2 separate regions of the Homo sapiens genome follow, and region 2 is linked to region 1. A link is a contact called in ENCODE Hi-C or POLR2A ChIA-PET data. All regions are on one chromosome and are shown on one strand. The core of a region is the stretch at or near the end of the contact, and the rest is flanking DNA. Distances in the headings are between cores, read along the strand shown. Region 1 overlaps KDM2B (lysine demethylase 2B). Region 2 overlaps KDM2B (lysine demethylase 2B).

Evidence for each region. Hi-C counts contacts between places; a loop is a spot of excess contacts on that map. ChIA-PET counts read pairs that join two places held with the same protein, here RNA polymerase II (POLR2A). Pooled maps may share reads with other maps.
Region 2: a map of MCF 10A shows a loop between it and region 1 (10-fold over the local background). The contact joins two enhancer-like sites. A Hi-C loop is called at or near these places in 11 of 168 maps with a recorded cell type or tissue (B cell, CD8-positive, alpha-beta T cell, GM12878 and 8 more), 8 of 37 single-sample maps with no recorded cell type and 16 of 50 pooled maps. POLR2A ChIA-PET finds 5 or more read pairs at or near these places in 15 of 52 experiments (A549, B cell, BJ and 10 more).

Annotation. Positions count from the first base shown.
Region 1 is chr12:121,499,089-121,503,767 of GRCh38, reverse strand. The region is part of intron 11 of KDM2B (lysine demethylase 2B); the gene reads left to right. Among named protein-coding and RNA genes, the nearest start is that of MIR7107, 57 kb to the right of the region's middle. RefSeq lists enhancers at 2,425-3,123, 3,513-3,572, 3,603-3,662, 3,673-3,772, 3,124-3,823 and 1 more. Within about 2 kb of position 3,429, at least 8 of the 41 ENCODE cell types and tissues checked have a DNase peak (open chromatin) inside an H3K27ac peak, as active enhancers do.
Region 2 is chr12:121,549,709-121,554,749 of GRCh38, reverse strand. All of the region lies in intron 4 of KDM2B (lysine demethylase 2B), which reads left to right. Among named protein-coding and RNA genes, the nearest start is that of KDM2B-DT, 28 kb to the left of the region's middle. Within about 2 kb of position 2,874, at least 2 of the 41 ENCODE cell types and tissues checked have a DNase peak (open chromatin) inside an H3K27ac peak, as active enhancers do.

The sequences.
Region 1 (4,679 bases), core at 2,180-4,679:
AGGAACAAGGAAGCCATGAACATAGGTTGCAGCTAAAGGTGAGCCAGGCTGGCTTTGGCCAGCTACCCACACTTCCCCTGCCCTTTCTCTTTCCTTCCCCCTTCTCACCTCTCAGCAGCCCCCTCATCCCCCCTCCAAGTTAAAGATTGCTGTTTAGGCTGTGCACAGTGACTCACACCTGTAATCCCAGCCCTTTGGGAGGCCAAAGTGGGAGGGTGGCTGGAGCTCAGGAGTTTGAGGCCACCCTGGGCAACATAGTGAGACCCCAGTCTACAAAAACAAAACAAAACAAAACAAAAGGAACAAAAAATTAGCCAGGAGTAGTGGCATGCGCCTGTAGTCCCAGCTACTTGAAAGGCTGATGCAGGAGGATTTACTGAGCCTAGGAGTTTGAGGCTGCAGTGAGCTGTGATGGCACCACTGTACTCCAGCCTTGGTGACAGAGCCAGACCCTGTCTCAAAAAAGAAAAAAAAAAAACAAAACACCACAGCCCGGGCGCAGTGACTCACGCCTGTAATCCTAGCACTTTGGGAGGCCAAGGCAGGTGGATCACCTGAGGTCAGAAGTTCGAGACTAGCTTGGCAAACATGGCAAAACCCCATCTCTACTAAAAATACAAAGATTAGTTGGGCGTGATGGCGCACGCCTGTAGGCCCAGCTACTAGAGAGACTGAGGCAGGAGAATCACTTGAACCTGGGAGGTGGAGGTTGCAGTGAGCTGAGATTGCGCCATTGCACCCTAGCCTGGGTGACAAGAGCAAAACTCTGCTCAAAAAAAAAAAAAAACCCACAAAAAAACCTGATTTCCTTTTTTAAAAAAAAAATTTTATTTTTTTTACCAAGATGGAGTCTTTTGCTCTGTCACCGAGGCTGGAGAGCAGTGGCACAGTAACAGCTCTCCATAGCCTCGACCTCCTAGCTCAGGTGATCGAGGTAGCTGGGACTACAGGCATGCGATACCATGCTCAGTTCATTTAAGTTTTTTTTTTTTTTTTTTTTTTTTTTTGGTAGAGATGGGGGTCTCGCTCTGCTGCCCAGGCTGGTCTCGAACTCCTTGGCTCAAGCAATCCATCTACCTCAGCCTCTCAAACTGCTGGGATTACAGGTGTGAACCACCTCATCCAGCCAGGTGATACCTTTTTTTTTGAGTCCGAGTCTCTCTCTGTTGCCCAGGCTGGACTGCAGTGGTGTGATCTTGGCTCATTGCAACCTCCGCCTCCTCGGTTCAAGTGATTCTCCTGCCTCAGCTTCCCAAGTAGCTGGGATTACAGGCATGCGCCACCACGCCCAGCTAATTCTTGTATTTTAATAGAGGTGGGGTTTCGCCATGTTGGCCAGGCTGGTCTCGAACTCCTGGCCTCAAGCAATCTGCCTATCTCGGCCTCCCCAGGTGCTGGGATTACAGGTGTGAGCCACTGTGTGGCCAGGTGTTCTTTGAAGACCAAAAGTTCTGCATTAGACCGAATCCCTGTGCCATCTGTAAACCAGCCGAATGCTCTTGAGGAATGCAGTAAAATGGAGTACTTGGAATACAGCATCATGGTCATGAGGACTCCGTGAGGTGACACTTTAGCACAGGGCCTTTAATAGCTCAGCAAACTAGAGCCAAAAATTTCAGACACCATAGAATGAAAACAGGCCGGTGCAGGGTCAAATGTGCGAGCCTGTGAAACCCATGACTGTGGAAGGTGTTCACAGCTTTTTTCTCTTGAGGTCGTCAGTTCCCGACCCTGGAACACACCTGTTCATTGATGCGGCCTCTTCTGGGTCTTACTGACATGTAGAACAGTGAGGTGTAAAGCCCAGATCACCAGCGCAGTTGGCTTTTTAAAATCATCACACTCTCGGCTAGGCACGGTGGCTCACGCCTATCATCTCAGCACTTTGGGAGGCCGAGGCGGGCGGATCATGAGGTCAGGAGTTCGAGACCAGCCTGGCCAACATAGTGAAACCCCATCTCTACTAAAAATACAAAAAAATTAGCAGGGCATGGTGGTGCGTGCCTGTAATCACAGCTACTCTGGAGGCTGAGGCAGGAGAATCGCTTGAACCCAGGAGGCGGAGGTTGCAGTGAGCTGAGGTTGTGCCACTGCACTCCAGCCTGGGCGACAGAGCAAGACTCTGTCTCAAAAAACAAACAAACAAAAAACAACAACAAAAAATACCAAGTATGTTATTTAATAGTCCTGGGGGGCCAGAAGTCAGAAATAAAAGAGTCAGCGGGGCTCTGCTCGCTCCAAAGTCTCTAGAAGAGAATCCTTCCGGGCCTCCTCTGGTTTCTGGCAGCTCTTGGTATTCCTTGGATGTGGCTGCATCACTCCAGTCTCTGCCTTCATTTTCTTTTCTTATTTTTGGTCTTTGTATTTATTTTATTTATTTTTTTGAAGACAGAGTCTTGCTCTGTGGCACAGGCTGGATGGAGTGCAGTGACGTGATCTTGGCTTGCTGCAACATCCGCCTCCCGGGTTCAAGCAATTCTCGTGCCTCAGCCTCCCAAGTAGCTGGGATTGCAGGCAGGTGCCACCACACCCATCTGCCTTCATTTTCTTGTAGATTTCTTCTTTGTGTCTCTGTCCAAATCTCTCTTATTATAAAGACACTTGACATTGGGTTTAGGGTCTACCCTAAATTCAGGATTATTTCACCTTGAAAATAAATTTTTTTTTGAGATGGAATCTTGCTCTGTTGCCCAGGCTGGAGTTCAATGGTGTGATCTCGCCTCACCACAACCCCCGCCTCCTGGGTTCCAGCAATTCTCCTGCCTCATCCTCCTGAGTAGCTGGGACTATGGGCATGTGCCGCCATGCCTGGCTAATTTTTGTGTTTTCAGTAGAGACAGGGTCTCACCATGTTGACCAGGCTGGTCTCGAACTCTTTGCCTCAAGTGATCCGCCCGCCTCGGCCTCCCAAAGTGCTGGGATTACAGGCGGGAGCCACTGTGCCTGGCCTGAACACATATTTTTTGGGACACAATTCAAGCTACTTCAGATGGGTTTTCACAGACGGTGGGGCTGGGATGGAGGGAGGGTACTTGAGAGACCCCAGGTGCGTTGATGCCTGGTGGGTCTCTTTCCCCATAGAAGGGGGCACCCCGGAGGGTGCTGGTTCCCCAGAGCAGGAGTTCCCCAAGCTGCGCCTCCCTTTGCCGGCCTGTGGATGGCGATTCTTCCCTGATGCCTGCCTTGTTTTCACAGTGGGATATTTTTAGTCATGGCATGGAGGGAGTTTCTGATTATTAAAGCCCCAGCCTAGGAAGCAGTGGGACCCGAATCCATTGTTAACTAATTATCTCTTTGAGAGAAGTTGGCATAAAGGGCCGCCCAGGCCCAGCCATCCCTTGTCTGTGGTTATCTCGTCAGGTCCAGTACGGGGCAGTTTCCCGCAGAAAGGGTCCCACGGTTGGATCTTTCTCTTCGAAAACCTGCCCTGGACTTTCGGAGGGGACGGGCGTGTAAGGTGTAACCCTTAGGGGGCTGAGCTGGTGAGGGCACCCAGCCTTCCTTATATCTGTGCTGCCGAGAGCCCCAGGGAGTGTATAAATTCAAGCAGGGCCTAGGGAAGCCAGTGACATGATTCCCTCCAGCACAACCTATTTCTCAGAGATGAAATCTCCAATTAGAATAATCTTCTTTTCCCGGAGCCTGTCATACACAAATGAAAATTCTTCCCTGAGGGACAGAGCCCAGGGCGCCCCCTGGTGGCCGCAGGGGGGCCACACACAGAGGGAAACGGGAGGTATGAGTGTGAGATCCTGGGCTCAGGGCACTTGGGGAAAATTCTTTTTATTTTTAATTATTATTAAATAATTATTTTTTTTTGAGTTAGAGTCCCATTCTGTCACCCAGGCTAGAGTGCAGTGGTGCGATCTTGGCTCACTGTAACCTCTGCCTCCGGGTTCAAGTGATTCTCCTGCCTCAGTCTCCCGAGCAGCTAAGACCACAGACGCGTGCCACCATGCCTGGCTAATTTTTTTGTAGTTTTAATAGAGATGGGGTTTCACTATGTTGGACAGGCTTGTCTTGAACTCCTGACCTCAGGTGATTTGTCCACCTTGGCCTCTCAAAGTGCTGGAATTACAGGCGTGAGCCACCACACCTGGCCATTATTATTATTTAGAGACAGAGTCTCCTACTTTTGCCCAGGTTGGAGTGTAGTTGTGTGATCATAGCTCACTGCAGCCTCGAACTCCTGGGCTCAAGCAATCCTCCCACCTCAATCTCCCCAAGAAGCTAGGACTACAGGTGCACACCACCATGCCCAGCTAATTTTTAAATTTTTTTTGTAGAGATGGGATCTCGCTGTGTTTCCCAGGCTTACCAAGAACAATTGTAATTAAAAAAATTATTGGCCGGGTGTGGTGGCTCACGCCTATAATCCTAGCACTTTGGGAGGCCGAGGTGGGTGGATCGCCTGAGGTCAGCAGTTCAAGACCAGCCTGGCCAACATGGTGAAACCTGTCTCTACTAAAAAAAAAAAAAAAGATACAAAAATTAGCTGGGCATGGTGGTGTGTGCCTGTAATCCCAGCTCCCCAGGAGGCTGAGGCAGGGAGTCGGTGGAACTGGGGAGGTAGAGGCTGCAGTGAGCTAAGATTGTGCCACTGCACTCTAGCCTGGGCGACAGAGCAAGATTCCATCTCAAAAAAAAAAAAAAAAAATTTATTGACTGGATGTGGTGGC
Region 2 (5,041 bases), core at 1,625-4,124, 52 kb before region 1:
AAATGAGAGTATAAAAGTGTTAATTTAAAGTATGTTACAGGCCGGGTGCGGTGGCTCACGCCTGTAATCCCAGCACTTTGGGAGGCTGAGGCAGGTGGATCACCTGAGGTCAGGAGTTCTAGACCAGCCTGGACAACATGGTAAAACCCCGTCTCTACTGAAAATACAAAAATTAGCTGGGCGTGGTGGCAGGCGCCTGTAATCCCAGCTACTCGGGGGGCTGAGGCAGGAGAATCGCTTGAACCTGGGAGGCAGAGGTTGCAGTGAGCCGAGATCGCGCCATCGCCATCGCACTCCAGCCTGGGGGACAAAAGAGAGACTTTGTCTCAAAAAAAAAAAAAAGTATGTTACAAAGGGCAAGTATCATGATATATACAAGGTATACATTTATTTGGAAACACTCCCAGATTACTTGCCATCTCTGAGACTCTCCATTTTAAAAAAGTAAAAAGTTTCATTGAAATATAAGTCACAGACCATACAATTCATTTCACCCCACTTTTTTTTTTTTTGAGACAGGATCTGGCTCTGTTGCCCAAGCTGGAGTGCAGTGGCACGATCATGGCTCACTGGAGCCTCAACCTCCTGACGCTCAAGCAGTCCTCCCACTTCAGCCTTCAGAGTAGCTGGGACCACCGGTGTGGGTCACCATGCTTGGCCAATTTGTGTGTGTGTGTGTGTGTGTGTGTGTGTGTGTGTGTGTGTGTGTGTGTGTGGAGCTGGGGTGTCACTATATTACCCAGGCTGATCTCAAACTTCTAGGGCCCAGCGCTCCTTCCAGCTCTGTCTCCCAAACTGTTGGGATTACAGGTGTGAGCCACCAGCCACCAAGGCCGGCCACAATTCACTTGTTTTCAGTATATTCACAGAGCTGTGCAACCATTATGAAAGTCCATTTTAGAACTTTTTCATCATTCCCCAGAAGAACCCCACACCCATTTGCATCTTGAATATGTTGTAGGGTCCTAAGCAGTCTGTTCACTGGGACTGGCCAGCAACGATTTAACTGGCTGTGATGCTGGGCAAGTCCCTAAACTTCCCAGCTCCTCACCTTCTCCACCTCTAGTTACAGATGAAACTGACCGACTCGGTAACGCTACCTACCTGTAGGTGCTCCAAGTGAGTGTGAAGTGCATGAACTCAGTTATGTCTCAGGACAGCTCCTGGGCTGGCTATTTGTTCCCCATGTTATAGATGAAGAAGAAACTGATTCCCAGAGAAGCCAAGAGCCCGAGGCACAGGCTGGAGGCTCCGCTGGGAACCGAACCCTCTAAATTTTAACAGTGTGTGGGTAGGGGTAGCTGAGCTTGGCCTTCAGTGCTGACTTGCAGGACTCTGGGTTCGTGATTTTAGTGCTCTTTATCCTATTTGCTACCTGCCCAGCAGACTCCTTTGCACAGGGAGCTTTGCAGACATGACCTTGAGCAAGATTAGGGAGGAGAAGTGGGTGGAGGTGGGAGGCTGGCCAGAGAGCGAGAGTGGGGAGGGTACCGGGGTTCTTTCTTTCTTTTTTTTTTTTGAGACAGAGTCTTGCTCTGTCGCCCAGGCTGTAGTGCAGTGGCGCGATCTCGGCTCGCTGCAACCCCGCCTCCCGGGTTCACGCCATTCTCCTGACTCAGCCTCCCAAGTAGCTGGGACTACAGGCGCCCGCCACCACACCCGGCGGATTTTTTGTATTTTTAGTATTCTCGGGGTTTCACCGTGTTAGCCAAGATGGTCTCAATCTCCTGACCTCATGATCTGCCCGCCTCAGCCTCCCAAAGTGCTGGGATTACAGGCGTGAGCCACCGTGCCCGGCTGGTACTGGGGTTCTGACAGCAGGGTTTCTGCCAGGTGGGCCTCCTGGAAAATCTGAGTGGCGCCCACGTATTCCAGGCACCTGGGTAAGGAAGGAGCTAGCCTTGCCAAGATCAAGGCCAGAATATCCAGCGAAGAACGGGGATGCCCCCTGGTGGATCTGCACTCCAGACGCCAAAACAAAAGCTGCTTTCCCCTGGATCCACTGCTTCCTAGGGTCCATGGGGAGGGACCTGGCCACTGCTGTGGTCTGGAATCTTTTTTTTTTTTTTTTTTAATTAAGACAGAGTCTCACCATGTCACCCAGGCTAGAGTGCAATGGCACGACCTCAGCTCACTGCAACCTCCACCTCCTGGGTTCAAGCAATTCTCCTACCTCAGCCTCCCAAGTAGCTGGGATTACAGACGTGTGCCACCATACTTGGCTAATTTTTGTATTTTTAGTAGAGATAGGGTTTTGCCATGTTGGCCAGGCTGGTCTTGAACTCCTGACCTCAGGTGATCCACCCATCTCGGCCTCCAAAAGTGCTGGGATTACAGGCATGAGCCACTGCACTTGGCCAGGTCTGGGGTCATGTTTCAACCTTAGCATACGATCAAGATTCAGTATTCGGGGGATGGGAGAGGAACCTGGGCTTAGGCATTAGAATGAATTGGATTCAAATACCACTCTGCCACTCACGAATTGGGCATTCCTGGGCGAGTTAGTTGTCCAAGTCTCAGCTTCTCCTCCATTAAATGGGTGTAATTGAAGTTCTGCTTCACAGAGCTGTGACCACGATGAACCTAACACAAGATAATATATGTAGAGAACCCGCCTGTGCTGACACACATAGTAAATGGTAATGGTTGTAATTGGTAGTAAGAGTCTACTCTGGGGAGCTTGAGCCAGTTGCTGTGTCTCTGGGCCTTGGTCTCCCCATTTGTAAAACAGACTGTCTCACCTTGCTTTTCCAGGTTGCTGTGAAATTTAGATCTTGAACCCAAAAGATAGAAATACCCAAGTTCTCTTACATACTTAAGGTGTTACTTTCTTTTTTTGTTTCCTTTTTGTGGAGAATGTGGTCTCCCAGCCTGGGCAACTTAATGAAACCCTGTCATGCTGGGCGCGGTGGCTCACACCTGTAATCCCAGCACTTTGGGAGGCTGAGGCGGGCGGATCACTTGAGGTCAGGAGTTCAAGACCAGCCTGGCCAATATGGCGAAACTCCATCTCTACTAAAAATACGAAAAAGAGCCGGGTGCGGTGGTGCACGCCCTTAATTCCAGCTGCTCGGGAGGCTGAGGCAGGAGAATCACTTGAACCCCGCAGGTGGAGGTTGCAGTAAGCTGAGATTGTGCCACTATACTCCAACCTGGGCGACAGAGCGAGACTTTGTCTCAAAAACCAACCAACCAAACAAAGAAAACCAAAACCCTGTCTCTACAAAAAATAAAAACCTGGTTGGATGTGGTGGTGCCGCCCTGTAGTCCCAGCTATTCAGGAGGCTGAGGCTGGAGGATCCCTCGAGCCAGGGAGGTTGAGGCTGCAGTGAGCCACGATCGTGCCATTGCTCTCCAGCCTGGGTGACAGAGCGAGACCCTGTCTCAAAAAAAAAAAAAAAAAAAGAATGGAATCTTGCTGTGTTCCCCAGGCTGGTCTCAAACTCCCAGGCTCAAGCACCATCCTCCCACCTCTGCTTTTCTAAGTGCTGGGATTACACAGAGTTACTTTTATTTTTCAGTTCCGACCACATGAAAGGCTATGTTTATTTATTCAACAAATATTGACCACGGGCCTGTTAGAGGGCAGGTTCAGTGAACGGGATGAGACTATTACCCATATCAACATCTAAGTTCCATGAGAGTTCTGTCTAGTTCAAGGGCCAGCAAACTTTCTCTGTTAAGTGCCAGAGAGTAAATACTTACGGGTTTTCAGGCCATTTGGTCTGTTGCAACTACTTAGCTCTGCCATTGTCGCACGGAGCCAGCCCTATACAATATGTGAACCGATGACCGTGGCTGTGCCCCAGGAAAGCTTTGTAAATGGACCTGAGAATTTGGGTTTCATATAGTTTTCATATCACAAAATAGTATTCTTCTTTTGATTTTTCCCCCTCCGTTAACAAAAATGGAAAACCCCTCAAAACGTATGGCTATTGTAGGGAAAAAAAAATCTAGGCCAGTTGCGGTGGCTCATGCCTGTAATCCCAGTACTTTGGGAGGCTGAGGTGGGTGGATCCCTTGAGGTCAGGAGTTCAAGACCAGCCTGACCAACATGGCGAAACCCCATCTCTACTAAAAATATAAAACTTAGCAAGGTGTGGTAGCACATGCCTGTAATCCCAGCTATTCAGGAGGCTGAGGCATGAGAATTGCTTGAACCCAGGAAGTGGAGGTTGCAGTGAGCCGAGATTGTGCCACTGCATGATCTCAGTCTGGGCAACAGAGTAAAAAGGAAAGTTAAAAAATTCTTAACTTCTGGGTCACACAATGATAGGCCGTAGGCTGGATTTGGCCCTTGGGCTGTCATCATATGGTGGCCTTTGGCTGGTTTAACCTGTAACCTGTTGAGGTGGCTGTGAAGAAAGGTGGTCACTGGCTTCTTGGGATTTTCTTGTTTATATGTTTATTTCCTTTTCTTTCTTTCTTTTTTTTTTTTTTGAGACAAAGTCTTGCTCTGTTGCCCAGGCTGGAGTGAGGTGGCGCCATCTCAGCTCACTGCAACCTCTGCCTTCCGGGTTCAAGCTATCCTCTTGCCTCAGTTTCCTGAGTAGCTGGCACTATAGGCGTGAGCCACCACGCCCGGCTATTTTTTGTATTTTTAGTAGAAACGGGGTTTCACTATGTTGGCCAGGCTGGTCTCGAACTCCTGACCTCAGGTAATCCGCCCTCCTCGGCCTCCCAAAGTGCTGGGATTACAGGCATGAGCCATCATGCCTGGCCATCTTTGTATTTTTAGTAGATACAGGGTTTCACCATGTTGGCCAGGCTGGTCTCAAACTCCTGACCTCAGGTGATCCCTCCACCTCGGCCTCCCAAAGTGCTGGGATTACAGCCTTAAGCCACCATGCCCAGCTGCTTGGGCCCCTTTAGGTAGCTTTTGAGGTCATCGCAGACTGGCGTGGAGGCCATGGTGGTGCAGGGAAGCAAGGTGGGTGGGAGACAGATCCCAGAAGGAAAGCCGATGGGGTGAGGTAATTGAACAGATGAGGAAGAGGGGTGAGGACTGTGGGGAAACGTGGAGGAGCAGCTTTTGTTTAGT